Linked DNA regions of Homo sapiens: regions 1 and 3 are each linked to region 2. Evidence: chromatin contacts called from ENCODE Hi-C or POLR2A ChIA-PET data. All regions are on one chromosome and are shown on one strand. Each heading gives the region's core, a stretch centred on a gene start or an enhancer-like site at or near the end of the contact. The rest is flanking DNA. Distances are from core to core; before and after follow the strand shown. Region 1 holds the start of MRPS22 (mitochondrial ribosomal protein S22). Region 2 holds the start of NCK1 (NCK adaptor protein 1). Region 3 holds the start of RYK (receptor like tyrosine kinase).

What was found. A loop is a pair of places that touch in the nucleus more often than their neighbours do. ChIA-PET counts read pairs that join two places held with the same protein, here RNA polymerase II (POLR2A). Pooled maps may share reads with other maps.
Region 1: a map of B cell shows a loop between it and region 2 (28-fold over the local background). The contact joins the promoter of MRPS22 here to the promoter of NCK1 in region 2. A Hi-C loop is called at or near these places in 1 of 168 maps with a recorded cell type or tissue (B cell) and 4 of 50 pooled maps. POLR2A ChIA-PET finds 5 or more read pairs at or near these places in 1 of 52 experiments (T-cell).
Region 3: a map of naive thymus-derived CD4-positive, alpha-beta T cell shows a loop between it and region 2 (12-fold over the local background). The contact joins the promoter of RYK here to the promoter of NCK1 in region 2. A Hi-C loop is called at or near these places in 2 of 168 maps with a recorded cell type or tissue (heart right ventricle and naive thymus-derived CD4-positive, alpha-beta T cell) and 5 of 50 pooled maps.

What each region holds. Positions count from the first base shown.
Region 1 is chr3:139,341,833-139,345,434 of GRCh38, reverse strand. It overlaps MRPS22 (mitochondrial ribosomal protein S22), which reads right to left and starts at 1,415. Exons shown (of 8, transcript NM_020191.4): 1 at 1,237-1,415. The coding sequence starts at 1,408. RefSeq lists enhancers at 808-927, 938-1,037, 1,014-1,308, 1,268-1,357.
Region 2 is chr3:136,860,420-136,864,139 of GRCh38, reverse strand. It overlaps NCK1 (NCK adaptor protein 1), which reads right to left and starts at 1,932. Exons shown (of 4, transcript NM_001291999.2): 1 at 1,787-1,932. It overlaps NCK1-DT (NCK1 divergent transcript), which reads left to right and starts at 2,077. Exons shown (of 3, transcript NR_110177.1): 1 at 2,077-2,393. RefSeq lists enhancers at 1,064-1,183, 1,194-1,273, 2,334-2,393, 2,954-3,003 and a silencer at 1,914-1,973.
Region 3 is chr3:134,249,289-134,252,857 of GRCh38, reverse strand. RYK (receptor like tyrosine kinase) reads left to right here and starts at 1,999. Exons shown (of 15, transcript NM_002958.4): 1 at 1,999-2,435. The coding sequence starts at 2,204. RefSeq lists a silencer at 1,825-2,644 and an enhancer at 1,980-2,758.

The sequences.
Region 1 (3,602 bases), core at 166-2,665, 2.5 Mb before region 2:
ACTGGCAGAGAACATACTGATTGTTTGCCTTCATAAATCTCATTTTAATCCTCCATTTCCCACTGCCACTACTCTAGTCAAGGCTATCCTCATCTCTTGCATCAGCCTCCCTTTCTCCATTCTGGCCCCACTACAGATCATTCTCCACAGAGCAACCAGAGTAATCTCTTTAAAATGTAATCAAGATTACTCCCAAGCTTAAAATTCACGAATGGCTTCCAACCTCATTTAGAAAAAAAGTTAAGGTGGTCTGCTTACCTACACTATGTCTCTCACTAAGTGATGTGCTCTATGAAGACCAGACCTTGTCTTATACTCATCTCTGGCACCCAGGGTTCCTCAGGGTATCCAGCACACAGCAAGTGCTCAGCACTACTCTCTCCTCAGTCTCACCCATTCACTCACCTTTAGTTACCATTTTTACTCCGATGTTCCTCACTTTATATTTAACTCCATACTAAACAGTTGACTCTTAAAGTCACCTCAAATTTAATGTGTCCCAAATAGGTTTAATTCCGCCTCCTTTCCCATCTCCTGATCTCATCTACTCCTGCACTACCCCCGCCCCCAAAATAACGGTTCCAACAATTAATTAATCTTCTTCATCTTGGTGTAAATGGGACAACCCTCTATTCCAATCAAAAACTTAAGAAACAATCTTAATTTGTCCCTTTAAACTCATATCCAAAGCCTTAATCAAGCCTTATCAATCCTACCTCCAAAATGGGTTCCCAAATATCTGTGCTCAGTCTCATTTCTGGACATCTGCTACTGTCCCCTATGCTTGAGAAGCTTCTTGCTTTCTCCTTAGCATGGCTAACCAGATCTCAGCTTTGGTCATATTTGCCAGGAACCCTTCCCTGACCTTCCAACCTAGTTTGAGTGCCTCTCCTGTGTGCGTCCCCTATAACAACCCGGGTCACACTGCACTGCCAATTCCCCATGGACATGAGTTCCCACAGGGAAATGTCTGTGTCAGTCTTAGTTTGCCATATCCCACAGAGCTTAGCACAGTGCTCTGCACGGAGCGGAACTCAGGCACTGTAGTTGAGTGAGTGAACGAATGAACAGATATGCAGGTGATGACAAACTCTACAGGTACAGAAGGAAGACAGCTGAATCTGAGGAAGCGCTAGGATACGTGTCGCGGGGGCTATCGCGTGGTTTTCGCCTGCCAGAAACAGGATCTACGTCTCCCAGAAGAACGCCCCAGCGAAAGTCCGGAAGGTCACTTACCGGCCTCGGAGCTGAACCGGCGGCGTGGCAGCCCCATCTCGAAAGAGCAAGGTAGCGGTTGGAGCAGGCCACCGTGCCAGGGCTGGATTCGAGCCCGGAAACAGACCCGTTCCACGCCCGGAGAACTCCTCAAGAGGCTCCACAGCAATACAGTTGTTCCGAGGGGCGCCATGATTATCAGAAGCCACTTGCGCCGGAAGTGGTTGGGAGGGATTCCGAGTCACACCCAGTTCTTGCAGCACTCTGGGAAATGTAGTCTAGTTAAAGGCGGAAAGGGCCGGAAGTCTTCCGGGCCCTTATAGATTGTTTCTTCTAAACTACTTATTCACAAGTAGACGGTGTTTATGTCCTTCCCTATGCATAAAGTTAAAACTTACACCTTTTTCCCTATATGCTCTTTTTCCTACCCGTTTCCATCGTTCTAAATAACAAATTTCCGGCCAGGCGCCGTGGCTCACGCCTGTAATCCCAGCAGTCTGGGAGGCCAAGGCGGGCGGATCACCTGAGGTCAGGAGTTCGAGATTAGCCTGGCCAACATGGTGAAACCCCCGTCTCTACTAAAAATATAAAAATTAGCCAAGCATGGTGGCGGGCGCCTGTACCAGGAGAATCGCTTGAACCGAGGAGGCAAAGGTTGCATTGAGCCAAGATCGTGCCATTGCACTCCAGCCTGAGCAACAAAGCAAGACTCCATCTCAAATAAACAAACAAACAAACACTCTAGCCTGGGTGACAGAGTGAGACTCTTGTCTCAAATAAATACATAATTTATGTATTCCACTTCCTGCCCAAACCTTCTCCCCCATCCTCAGGTTTAAATCCAACTACTTCTTAAATTTCTCCATCCACACTGCTCACATGCACCCTAAATCTAACTCCTGACTCCAAGCCCTGATTACCACCACCACCACTGCCACTGCCAATTCATACACCTGATTCTCTGTCTCAACACTTATTCCTTTCCTTTATAGCCCATTTTATAATCTGTTATTTTGCTCTTTATCTGCTTATTTCTTTTTCTCACCCCATGAACACAGTGACTCTACATATTTTATTGCAATATCACCTAGCCTAGTACATCTACGTGCACAGCAAACTTTTGTTGAATAAATGAATGAATGATTAAATGATTCTTTACATTTTTTCCAGCTATCCAGGATGTGCAGGTCTTATCCTTCTCTAGACTATAGATTGGTGCCTGTGCTAAGCACTTATCCCAAGGCCTGGGAAAACAGGGTGTTAGTAAACTCTTGTTTGACTTAGCTGGATGAATAGACTCACCTTCCAGCCTCAGCTATTTTCCCCCAACTTAGCATTAATATTAACAGTGCTGTTTATGAACTCATTCCCTATTTGGGAGGGGAAGGGAGAGCACTAGGCTTGGTGCCTATTTAGGCAAGTCTGCTGCCCTGCACTTCCCAATGCTTACACCTACATGATAGCAGGTGTCAGAGACTAGTGGCAGGATGAATGCAGGTGTCTCCCAGCCCATGCCTTTTCTCTGAAAATGAACCCTCTACTTTCTTCCCATAGCTGAGGGAGCAGGCCTCAGTGGCTATGTTTTTCCTGTAAACATCCTCCTGGACACAGCTGATTGGACACTTAGTGCAGGATGAATGAATCCATTGGCTGCTGTATTAGCATTAGTTTCCTGTGGCTGCTATAACAAACTACCACAAATATTATGGTTTAAAATAACAAAAATGTATTCTTTCACAATTCCGCATGAGAAATCTGAAATCAGTATTACTGAGCTGAAATCAAGGGAGCTCTGCTCCCCTTAGAGTCTATCTCTGGAGAAGAATCTGCCCCTTGTCTCTTCCAGTTTCTGATGACTGTAAACATTCCTTTGCCTGTGGCTGCATCATTTCAATCTCTGCCTCCATCTTCACATCAGCTTCTCTTCTTCTATTTGTGCCAAATCTTCCTCTGTTTTCTTCTTATAAGGATGTATGTGATTGCATAATCACTGACCCACCCTGATAATCCAAGATAATCCCCATTTTAAAATCTTTAACTTAATCACATCTGCAAAGACCATGTTTCCATATAAGGTAACATCCACAAGTTCCATGGATTAGAGTGCAGTTATACTTGGGAGGAAGTATGGGGGCATTCTTCAGCCTACCCCAGATGACCAGGCACCAAGCAGATTTTTTCTCAATAATTCAAACTATGAGACATAGAATAGTCGACGGTGGAAGCTTGAAGTGAATAACTAAGTATTTAGGGTTTGGGCTGAAGCAGCCTTTTTCAGCAATGTGCTCACTGATGAGTGAGCAGGGAAAAGCCACTCTGCAGAGAGAGGCAGGAAAATGGAGCAGATCCTCAGAAGCAGAGATGGGAGAATATGTACGGAGAGAGAT
Region 2 (3,720 bases), core at 683-3,182:
ATGCCTAGAAAAATAAATACACATTTTATTTATTTTTTTGAGACGGAGTCTCGCTCTGTCGCCCAGGCTGGAGTGCAGTGGCGCGATCTCGGCTCACTGCAAGCTCCGCCTCCCGGGTTCACGCCATTCTCCTGCCTCAGCCTCCCGAGTAGCTGGGACTATAGGCGCCCGCCACCACGCCCGGCTACTTTTTTGTATTTTTAGTAGAGACGGGGTTTCACCGTGTCTGCTAGGGTGGTTTCAATCTCCTGACCTCGTGATCCGCCCGCCTCAGCCTCCCAAAGTGCTGGGATTACAGGTTTGAGCTACCCCGCCTGGACTCCCTCAGTATCGAACAAAACATTACACGTAGGTTTCAAATTTTATTTAGATGGACCTGAAAGCACTGTCAAAACCTGGACAAAAGATAATGCCTAGAAAAATAAGTACACATTTTAAAATTTAATACATGAGCCAACAGCTGAGTAGATGTGAACACTCTGCAAACTATGTTTATGGATATTACAGCCAATTTCCACAGATCACAATTTTCCCAAAGAAGTCTCAGAGTTTGTGGTCAAGATGAAAAGAAAGCACCATTTATCAACCAGTGCATATTACTATCAAGTTGTGAATGGGATGCCTATTTAAGAATATCACAGACTCCACCCCCCACAAGAAAATTAAGTGTTTTAAAAAGAAAAGAACGAATATTATTGACAATTACCAAACAAAACTTTCTTCTTAGGTTATTTCTCCGTTTACTGTGTGACCTCGCCGAAGGCTGAGAGTCTAGGCACACTGGTTTCCAGGTGCTGAAGAAATCGTTATAGTTGGTTTGTCATACGTCTATCAAAGTAAAATTTTAAAAATGAGTACCTTTTGGCAACACCCGTTTTGGGAGGACATTGAGCTGCTTTGCTCCCTACCCAAAGAGGAGTTAGGAAATTCTCTTTAACCTAATTCTTTCCTAATTTCTAGGGCTTCTTACCTAATCTAACGTGCATAATTATTTTCAGGTGACTCCGGGTCCATCAGTTTGACACCGAGAGCGTTCCTACGGTTACGTCCTCACCCCTGAACAAAACCCAGCTTCCTGAGCTTCTAACGGCGAATTTAACTTGTATGTTAATACAGAAGAAAGGTTACAAAACCTATCGAAATGGTTTTTTGTTTTACCAAACATATTACAACTCAAGTCAAAAGTTCACAGCCCCAGCAACTCGCGTACGAATCTGAAGCAGGTCCAGACCATTAAAGTCACAGCCCCAGACTAGAAAACGGCCGGTGGGTGGGGGGAGGGGAGAGGGCGCGTCCCGAAGATGTCCACCCGCAGCACCGCGCAGGCTGACGCCTCCCCTCCTCTCGGGCTGGAGGTGAGAGCGCCCTTCCTCCTACCACGTCCCTACCTTCCCGGCCTCGGATTACGCCACAGCTGGCAAAAGGACTTTTTCATGAGAAAACAGACAAGTCAACCAGCGCGCCGCACACTCGACCTCCCAGGCTCGCACGGGCGGCCGCCCGGGCTCTCAGCCCGACACAGCGCTCCAGGGGCTGACAAGGAGGCCGCGGGGTCACGCTCCCTGGGGCAACGGCCCGAGGGTCTCGCGGAATCCCGGTGCAGAAGTCTGGACCCTCCGAGCAGCCTCCGCGCCCCCTCCGGCTCGGCTCCGAGCCTGCAGACGGCGCCCCCGGGGCTAACTCAGCGCGAGAAGAGGAAGCGACGCAGCGAGTAACAGGCTGTATGGACGGACAGCGGACTGAAGGGGGGTGTGTGTGTGTCTGCCTGCCAACAAGGCCGTCTCACCTTCCCGCTGCCGAGCCGGGCAGCTCCAGCTCACCTGAGGAGGGCTCCAGGACGCCACTGCGGCCGCCGTGATGGCCGTAACGGCACGAGGCCTGCGCTCCGCCGCCGCCGCGTAGCTCTTGGGAGAGAGGCGGGGCACGCGCGGTGGGCAGGCGGATCCGCGCGGGCAGGAAACCCACTCTGGACCCAATCTGATAGGTTCAGTCGCCCCCTTCCCCGGTCCCTGACGCGACAACGGTCTCTGCCGCACTGGGATTGGGCGGGCCCTCATGTCAATCAAGCGCCGTGCCTGATGTGGAGGGAGCGGAGGCTGCGCGGCGGAGAGTAGAGAGCTAGAGGGTGAGAAGCGCTGGGCCGGACCAGAACTGTCTTAGCTTTTCCCTCTGCGGCTGCTCTGGTTGGTTACTTTGAGCCTGCCTCCTCAGCGCCGCAGGAGAGACTTAACAGCAAAAATGACTGTGTCCTGAGTTCAGCCCCCACTGCTCTGGGAGCTTCCCCCTGGTTTCTGCACCTGAAGAATGTCATCCCAGCCGAAGGTTCTTAGGAGCGGGGAGCGACAAAGAAAAACAAAGAAAAGCAGACCTGAAAATTGGGACCTGGGAGAAATGTAAGACATGTGCTTAATTTGAGGCACAGACCAAAAGAAGCTGAGTCTGAGGGCCCTCTAAAAGTGTCCTCGTGCTTGGGCAGCTTACATTCTTGGCGGCAGTAGTGTTATGAAGAGGACCTTCGGAGCCAGGTCTGTCCATTCTTAGGGCTCCAGCCACTGGCTGAGGCATCAGTAAGTTGGTTCTTCCCCTCGCCGGTGCTGCAGGCCCCCTTCCCCGCCCCCGCGCCGTAACCTGCCTCTTTTTTTTTTTTTTTTGAAACGAGTTTCGCTCTGTCGCCAGGGTGGAGTGCAGTGGCACGATCTCGGCTCACTGCAACCTCCGCCTCCGGGTTCAAGCTATTCTCCTGCCTCAGCCTCCCGAGTAGCTGGGATTACAGGCATGTACCACCACGCCCAGCTAATGTTTTTGTATTTTTAGCAGTGACGGGGTTTCACCAGGATGGTCTCGATCTCTTGACCTCGTGATTCGCCAGCCTCGGCCTCCCAAAGTGCTGGGATTACAGGCGTGAGCCACCACGCCCAGCCGCCTCATCTCTTCTTAACCATCTTTGTGGCACAGTTTAGGATCGCTCCTCAGGGAAGCTTGCTCAGTTAGGTACCTTCCTTGGAGCACAGGTGTTTTCTCCATCCGAGCTATTGAAATGGTTTGCCTGTATGTCTACCTAGATTGTAAACTCCGTTGAATCAGTAACCATGTCTGTTCAGTTTCTCCCTAGGGCCTTGCAGTAGGGTAGATGGTCAGTAAATACTGTTTAAGGCATTAATACTTTTTATTTTAATCCTGGCCCTGGATATCAGCCTCAAAAGTTTGCAGTTTTCTGCATTTAACTTCAAAATTATTTACGTGATTGGTAATGCATGCATGTGGTTGGCCTGTGCTGTAATTTAGATGTTTGTTCCCCTAAACCTCCTGTTGAAATTTGATCCCCAATGTTGGAGGTGGGGACTAATGGGCAGTGTTGGGTCATGGAGGTGGTTCCTTCAGGAATAGATTAATGTCCTCCCTGGGGAGAGGGTAAATGAGTTCTCTTTATTTCCACCAGAGCTGGTTAAAAAGAACGTCGCACTTCCTTTCTTCTTTTGCGTCCTCTCTGGCCATGTAATCTCTGCACACACCAGCTCTCCTTTGCCTTCTGGCATGAGTAGAAGCAGTCTTAGGCTACCATCAGATGCAGATGCTCAGTCTTGAACTTTTCCAGACATCAGAACCATAAGCCGAAAAACCTTTTCTATTTCTAAATTATCCAGCTTTGGGTATTCCTTTCTAGCAACACTAAAGGGACTAAGACAGCCTGCCATATGTAGGATCACAAGGTCAAGCACA
Region 3 (3,569 bases), core at 750-3,249, 2.6 Mb after region 2:
TTAAATCCTGTAAAAGCCCTGGGAGTCGGGCATTATCCCGGGATTTTTATGAATGAGAGAACCAAGGCTTGGAGAGTTTAATTTTCCCAAGACCACAGGATTAACAAGTACCAGAACCCAGCCAGGCCTGAGTGGGAGCTCTCTGCTGTTTACATCATAGGCCGCCTGAAGAAGTCACTGACAAGACCTAGTAATTAAAGAACCTCGAGAAGCTAGGAGTTTCATTCTTTGAGGACTGTGAGCTTTTTTAAAAGTGCAAAGAATATGCCATCCTTTAAAAAAATGCTTCCCATCTGAATTGAGATTCCTGTTCACACAACATGTTTTGAGCCTCCAGCCCTTCCTGGCAGAACCCTGGTAGCAGTGGCTGTCCCAACAGAAGTATTTTTGCTGACTTTTGTGGCTTAAAAGCCTTCTCTGATGGAGCACTTTTCCTCCCCTCTTCCTCTTCTCAGCCTCCTCCGGCAGGATGAAGGGTGTAAGATTTTGTGCTGAGGCGCTGAAGCTTGACAAATTGAGGCCAGCCTATCTCTAAATGGAATCCGTGTATCTTGCTAGGGAGGGAGAAAATCAAGTTCCAGCACTTCCCTCCTTATCAGCCTCTCCTTTTCCCTACCCTTCCCTGAGGATAAAAATAACCGCTTCCCAGGGCCTCACTGCGATGGAGCAACTGTGCCCCGAAGCCAGGCCTAGCTGTCAGAGCAGCTGCTCCCCGAGGCACGGCCCCGCGAGAGCCTTGGGGTCAGGACGGGGGCCTGTCCGCAGGGACGAGGTGTCCCAGGACAGGGCAGGGGCCCTTGGAGCCTCACCAAGAGAGGGGGCACTGGTGCAAGTTTGACCGCGATGGTGGGCGGCTCACAAAAATACATCAGGAGGCCCGGAAGTCCATGCACTGGCTGGCTCCACCGCCTTTAAGTACACGAGGTCTATCTGCAGTTCTTAACCTCTTTGAGGGCACAAGGACTCCCTAGAACAAATGATGACATACCACCTCTCTGTGTGCAATCAAGCATACACACAACACACAGAAACATGGACGTGGACACAAATACGCACGGAGACACATACACTTTTGCACACAGTTTCATATTATTGGAAGGCTGTCGAAGCCTGGTATGGACCACAGATTAACAACCCCAAAGGCAGGTTGATTATAGTGATGCAGAACGATTATAAAAAAAATAACAATTTGGCAGGGCGCGGTGGCTTACACCTGTAATCCCAGCACTTTGGGAGGCCGAGGTCAGTTGATCACGTGAGGTCAGGAGTTCGAGACCAACCCGGCCAACATGGTGAAACCCCGTCTCTACTAAAAATACAAAAAAATTAGTCGGGCATGGTTGCGGGCGCCTGTAATCCCAGCTACTCGGGAGGCTGAGGCAGGAGAATGGCTTGAACCTAGGAGGCAGAGGTTGCAGTGAGCCGAGATCGTGCCAGTGCACTCCAGCTTGGGTGACGGAGCAAGACTTCGTCTCAAAATAAATAAATAAAAATATAAAAATAAATAAAATTTTGTAACGTAAAAATAGGGTTAGTAAAGCGTGCTAAGATCTTTCTGGAAAACAAATATATGTAGTATAAATTCTAATAATAGATACGGAAACGATAAAGTTGATCACCGATGGTAAGATAAAGGATGATTTCTATTTATTTGAGTTTTCCCACTAAACAGGAAAGCATGCTGCTTTTTCGCAACCAGAACGGCCGCATCCAGGCGTTTCCGGGGACCTGGGGCGCCCACTGAGCTGCAGGCGCGGCCGGTGGCTCCAGCCTGGCCCGTCCGTCGGGAAAGGAGGGTTACAGACAATAGACAAGCAAACATTAGACGCAGTGACCGCGTGGGGCGGGGACCGGCTCTTGCGGAGAGGGTGACCCGAGCCCTTCGCCCGCCGAGGCACTTTAAAACCCCAGCGCGTTGCCCAGGCCGGCCCGCCCAGAGCGAAAGGTGCGTGCGCGCTCCCGGGGAGGCGGCGGCGCGCACGGGCGCGTCCCGCGGGCAGCCCCCAACTCCGGACGATGCAGCGAGGAGGCGGCGGCGGCGGCGCGCTCCGGAGGTCTGAAGCCACTGCTGGCTGCCACGGGCCGGCGGTGCGATGAGCTGGGCAGCCGCCCCCGGCTCGGGGCTGTGAGCGGCTCGGGGCCGGGGGTGGGCGGCGGTGCGGCGGGCGGCCGACGCTCCTCTTCGGCGGCGGCGGCGGCGGCCATGCGTGGGGCGGCGCGGCTGGGGCGGCCGGGCCGGAGTTGCCTCCCGGGGGCCCGCGGCCTGAGGGCCCCGCCGCCGCCGCCGCTGCTGCTTCTGCTTGCGCTGTTGCCGCTGCTGCCCGCGCCTGGCGCTGCCGCCGCCCCCGCCCCGCGGCCCCCGGAGCTGCAGTCGGCTTCCGCGGGGCCCAGCGTGAGTCTCTACCTGAGCGAGGACGAGGTGCGCCGGCTGATCGGTGAGTGGGGCCGCCGAGGCCGGGGCGGGCAGGTCGGGCCGGCTGGGGCAGCTTCCGGCCGCCGGCGGATCAGTCTGCGAGCCGTGGACCTCGGGCGAGTACCCTCCCCGCCCCCCGCGCCCGGATTCGCCTCGCGGCCCGGTCTCTGCCTGCCGTGCTGGCTGGGAGGTGTGGTCCCTGCCCGGTCCCCAGCTCTGGGTCAGCCTTCGTGCCGCCCTCGCTGCCCCGCCGCGATAGACCCAGATTCACCCCATCCCATCCTCCTCACTGCCTCCTTAGCCCTTCTCCCTAGAAGAGTCAGTCACCCTTACAACTTTTTTTCCTTGCTGCACGAAGTTTTTTTGACGCTTTCTATGTGTGTCACTCTAGGGCCCTCGATTTTGAATATCTCGAAATTCACGTTTTAGACTGAACTTGCAAACCCTTTGCTGTGGTTTTGATGCTCCAGTAGAGGCCACGCTCTGTGCTTACCCTTTTACAAAAAAAAAAAAAAAAAAAAAAAAAACGAGAGAGAAAGAAGGGGAGGTTATAAGGGCACCAAATGTTCGTGGCAGCCTCCAACTCTTGGGACGTAGATTTGGAGCATATGCTTAGATTCTAAGCATATTTTTAGTGAATGAATCGCCAGGTAGCAGACCTTTTTAGTTTCAATACCTTTTTGGTTTTTGCATTGGGTGTGTTGGGAGTTTGGACTGACTCTGTACTTCTGGGCCACTCTCCTACTTTTGAGTATCTTGAAGGGAAACAAGAACTTAGTCTTGGGTCGGTTTGTGGTTCCATTTACTTGCTTAGCTTTGTTGTTTGGGGAATTAATTTGAAAAATTGCTGGGGTCTTATGTTAGGACTTTGTGGATTCTGGAAATGACCCCTTAGAGGAAGATCTGACAGGAACGACCCCCCAAAAAGGAAGTCCTTGGTACCTAGACGTTTGCATTCTTTTGTTATTATGGCAGTATCTTTATTTCATCTGAAGGTGGTGCTTCTGAGTGTTTGAGGGGAAAAATTATTCTCTATTGCATCCATTATTTGTCAGTATTCTATTTTTTTTTAAGTAATAAGACTTTGTTGAGGTGTGTTGAGATTGACTCAGTGTAGAAATGGAATTACTGAAAGCAGACTCTTTAGACATTACAT